Linked DNA regions of Homo sapiens: region 2 is linked to region 1. Evidence: read pairs that join two places in POLR2A ChIA-PET (ENCODE). Cell type or tissue: OCI-LY7. All regions are shown on one strand.

What was found. Peaks named below come from ENCODE experiments on the same cell type or tissue, not always from the same donor. Only the 100,000 strongest peaks of a DNase experiment are listed, where the experiment ranks them.
Region 2: POLR2A ChIA-PET joins it to region 1 with 5 read pairs; 3 of 35 experiments call an interaction of 5 or more read pairs at or near these places.

What each region holds. Positions count from the first base shown.
Region 1 is chr1:40,384,788-40,387,287 of GRCh38, reverse strand. All of the region lies in intron 1 of SMAP2 (small ArfGAP2), which reads right to left. Among named protein-coding and RNA genes, the nearest start is that of SMAP2, 12 kb to the right of the region's middle. RefSeq lists an enhancer at 1,274-1,543. In OCI-LY7, no CTCF peak of the experiment used is centred here; DNase peaks (open chromatin) are centred at 347, 1,147 and 1,517; H3K4me3 peaks cover 2,500 bases; H3K27ac peaks cover 2,500 bases.
Region 2 is chr1:39,834,060-39,836,559 of GRCh38, reverse strand. The region is part of intron 3 of LOC105378667 (a long non-coding RNA gene); the gene reads right to left. Among named protein-coding and RNA genes, the nearest start is that of LINC02811, 18 kb to the right of the region's middle. In OCI-LY7, no CTCF peak of the experiment used is centred here; no DNase peak of the experiment used is centred here.

The DNA of each region.
Region 1 (2,500 bases):
GGGATACAATAAAGGTATTTACACGTTTTTAATGTCATGAAATAAGCTTATAATAAATGTTAAGCAAAAAAGAATGATATAAAATCATTATGGTATAAGCTCAAGTAAATGGGTGATAAGAATTATGAAAAATAAGGCCGGGCATGGTGGTTGATGCCTGTAATCCTGGCACTCCGGCAGGCCGAGGCAGGCAGATGATGTGAGCTCAGGAGTTCGAGACTAGCCTGGGCAACATGGCAAAACCCTGTCTGTACTAAAAATACAAAAATTAGCTGGACGTGGTGGTGTGCACCTGTAGTCCCAGCTACTATGAAGGCTGAGACAGAAGAACTGCTTAAGCCTGATAGAGGCTGCAGTGAGCTGAGATCGTGCCACTGTACTCCAGCTTGGGCGACGGAGCGAGAGACCTTGTCTCCAAAAAAAAAAAAAAAAAAGAATTATGAAAAATACCTTCAGCATCATTATATTTTTCATACTTTCCAATGATTTTTATCGTGGATAGGTTTCAGAATCATAAAAGATAAAGTTGTTGTTGTTTTAAAAAAAACCAGCATTTACTGATGTTTAGATTATAAGCACAGGGATCCTCCTATCTCCCCAGCTCCTAAAATCCCACAAGACAGAAAACAACTGGTCTGTTCCTATGGCAACAAATCTTTTTTTCCTTAAATGTATGAGAAGTCTAATGAAACTGGGACCTATTTTTACTCTGCCCGTAATATGGACCCTTGATCTGAGCCACTTGTGTCAGGCTACTTCTGTCGAGACTAGGCTCAGAACAAGTTAGAATGCTCAGGGAGCCAAGCCGGAGTCTTCCTGATTCCAATGTTTCATTTAATGAAGCTTCCTTTCTCTTTCATATAATCTGGGAATGTTAATACTGTAGTCACACTACAGGAAAGACCTTTCCTCAAGTTTCTCCTCCATCTGTAACGGTTCCTCTAACCGAACTCTTCATGCCTACTTTCAGAGAGACAAAGTCAATCCCTGTTCCAAACAGCTAATCTTTCAGTAAAAATGATTTCAACATAGCAGAAGAGCCTGAATCTCTTAATTCATTCTTTCTCAAATCAGCTGTCACACTCAAATTGGTTTCCGTCAGCTCTGCTGTTTTCAGCTATTTTGAACAAAAGCATCATGGTAAGAACAGGGAGTTTCCTTCCTGTTTCTCTTCTCAGGGTTTGTGTCAGTTATAAGGAGTGATAAAGTGTCAACAACAACAAAAAGACACCAATGCCCCCTTCTCTACAAGCTTTACACTACAGCATATGATGTCACCAGTTCACACAGAAAATTCTGTAAGAAATTATTTTTGAAGGCACAGAACAAAAACAACCACCTAAACAATATCAAGACAAAACTTCCTTAACTCAAAACTAGAAACACTAGAGAACTCATTTCTAAATCCACACATTTGGGGACTTCCAGTTAGACAAGAAAAGAGGAAGTTAAAGAACAAAATGTACTGTGTGCGCACTTCAGACCACTGAGGTGAAATAACATTGTAGGATTAACATGTAAACCCACATCTAAAGATGTAAGCTCTGTGGTAGAGGCCTGGGGATTTATGGTATTCCGTCACCAGCAACTGCTGCAAAAGACAGCATGGCTATTTGAAGAAAAGGAAAAGAAAAGGTGCTCTATTTGCTCAAATCACCATGCTAGGACACACTTATCAGCTACAGCTGAGAGTAGGTCTCTCTCCCTCTCGCATTTGCTTCACTGTTTCAATACATCATAAAATGAGAGCATTACACATTTGATTTGTGGGTGAGGGGAAATGACATGAGGCCTGAGGAACCCAGTTCTCATTGTTTCAGATTAAGAAATTTCTTTTTGGAAGCTTTGACCTGAAATGTTTTTTTTAAAAAAGTATTTTCCAAGTAAGCTTATGAAATCCAGAACTTAAATAAACTGTATTCTATATGTATTTAAAAGCAAACCAGAATTCCTATAGGAAATCTATGAACTGAGGGGAAAAGAGGGCTATGGTCAACAAAATTTGTCAGAGAATCACTTAACATTAATTGAAAATGAAAAAAAGCAACAATAATAAAATTCTACTACTACCGAGTGACATGCTACAAAGGTGGGATTCCAGGGCAAGCTTCAGCCACACATGAGGGAGGATGGGGGATAAGGGGAAGAGCTGGACAAACTGAAGACGACCACCAGAGCAACCTTACGCTGACGGATGGCCACAGCTGAGGCAGATCTGGCTCATCTCTGGGGCTTTCCACTGGGGAGAGACCTGCAGTTCAGCCATCAGTGGACCGGCATTCACAAAGCCTGTGGGGAAACACAGGATCCAGAAGAGTGGGGTAGGGAAGGAGAAAGTGTGGGAAACGGAATAGTCAAACACAGCAGTGAAATATTATATTTATTAAATATGAAGCTTCAAAAATGCATAGATGGACCTCTTAAGTTGAAATGGACCAGCTGAAAAGAACTGGTACTCTGGGAAGCAGTCTGATATGCTTTTTCAAATCCCAAATTACAT
Region 2 (2,500 bases), 550 kb after region 1:
TTGTCTCTGTCTTACAACTGAGGAAACTGAGTAGAGCAGTTAGGTGACTTTCCCAAGGGCAAGCTGGGATTTGAAAATAGGTGGGTGGCTCCAGAGTCTGTTCTGGCTCATTATTTTGCCACAGCTCATAGCACCTGTTATTTATCTCTTGTTCCCACTGGAAAGTAAATTCTGCCAGGATCTGAGTACTATTTTAAGATGATTGTGGAACATATAGTGGGCACCCAATGTATATCGAGGCTAATTTCTGCAAGACACACCTCCCTGTCTAAACGTAGACATGGCTTCTCTGTGTTGAGTGCTTCTGTGTGTCAGGCATTATATCAAGCACATGCATACGTTATAATGATTCCTTAAAACAAACGGACAAGATAATCTGTTATCACCATTTTATAAACACAGCTTAATGAACAGTGGTTGGCACAGAGTAAACATGCAAATATTTGCCGAGTAGCAGAGATAAAGCTTGGTGAGGGCAGCGATGTTTGTCTGTTGTTCACTGCTTTATCCCTGGCATCTACAAGGGCCTGCTGCTTAAAAGCACTTATTTGTGTTTTTGTTTTTTTACTTGAAGTCAGCCTTTTATTTTTATCCAGATTTATTGAGATATAATCGACAGATAAAATTATATATATTTAAACTATATAAAGTGATTTTATATATGTGTATATATGTATGTGTGTATCTATCTATCTATCTATCTATCTATCTGTCTATCCATCTATCTATCTATACCACCATCAAGTTAGTTAACACATCCCATAAACATTTGTTGAGCTAGGATTTGAAGCCAGTTTGGGCTGACTCCAAACTCATACTCTAACCACAACCCTCTACTTCTGCAAGGGCATTTCTTTAGGGTTTTTGAATGTACAAATTTAGGGTTTTTGAATGTACAAATTATTTATATCCCATCTACTTCTAAGAAAGAATCAAAGGAAGAAAAGGTTAAAAAAAAAAAAAAGAAAAGACTGAAGAACTAACTCTTGTACAAAGATGTTTATGGCAAGAATCATGGTTGCAAATGAAACAACTCTAACTTAAGTAAAAAGGTGGATTTATGATTGGGTTAATGAGGTGTCTCATCAAATTCAAGGGCAGGAAAGTATCTAGGCTCCAGCCACAACTTGTACTACCCAATCTGAGGCTTTAGAGACTTTCTCTTTTCTCTGCAAATCAGCTCACTCCTCTCTCACTGTAAACAGGCTTTCTCTACATGGCAGGAGACAGGGCTGCTAGTAGCACCTGTGTTTCACCTCTTATGGCCTTGACAACTGGGGACAGATTGTGCGGATGTTTTCTCTGGTTCTAAGTTCAAAAGCCCTAGGACACCCCGTACCCATTAGAATGGCTGCTATAAAACAAAACAAAACAAATTAACCCAGAAGATAACAAGTGTTGGCAAGAATGTGAAAAAATTGGAACCCTTTGCACTGTTGGTGAGAATGTAAAATAGTACAGCTGCTGTGGAAAATAGTATGGCAGTTCCTCAGAAAATTAAAAAGGGAACCGCCATATGATCCAGCAGTCCCCCCTCTGGGGATATATCCCAAAGACCTGAAAGCAGGGTCTCAGGGAGATACACCCTTGTTCTGCATAGCAGCGTTCTTTACAATAGCCAAGGGGTAGAAGCAGCCCAGTTGTCCATCAAGAGTGAATCTAGGCCGGGTGTGGTGGTGCACACCTGTAATCCCAGCACTTTGGGAGGCTGAGGCGGGTGGATCACCTGGGGTCAGGAGTTCGAGACCAGTCTGGCCAACATAGTGAAACCCTGTCTCTACTAGAAATACAAAAATCAGCTGGGTGTGGCGCAGGCCTGTAATCCCAGCTACTTGGGAGGCTGAGGCAGGAGAATCACTCGAACCCAGGAGGTGGAGGTTGCAATGAACCGAGATCACGCCACTGTGCTCCAGCCTGGGCGACAGAGTGAGACTACATCTCAAAAAAAAAAAAAAAAAAAAAAGTGAATCTAAGGGCTGCACATGGTGGCTTGTGCCTGTTATCCCAGCACTTTGGGAGGCCAAGGCAGGAGGATCGCTTGAGCCCAGGAGTTCAAGACCAGCCTGGGCAACACAGTAAGAGCCCATCTCTACAAAAAATAAACAGATTAGCTGGGTGTGATGGTGTGTGCCTGTAGTCCCAACTACTTAAGAGGCTGAGGTGGGAGGATCACTTAAGCCCAAGAGGTCAAGGCTGCAGTGAGCTGTGATTGTGTCACCGCACTCCAGATCCTGGGTGACAGAATGAGGCAGACCCTATCTCAAAAATAAATAAGAGTGAGTGGATAAACAAAATGTAAGTACATATGATGGAATATTCACCCTTAGCAAGGAAGGAAGTTCTGACGCATGCTACAACTTTGAGGACATTATGCTGCATGAAAGCCAGTCAGGCCGGGCGCAGTGGCTCATGCCACATTGGGAGGCTGAGGTGGGAGGATTGCTTGAGCCTGGAGTTTTGAGACCAGCCTGGGCAACAGAATGAGACCCACCTCTACAAA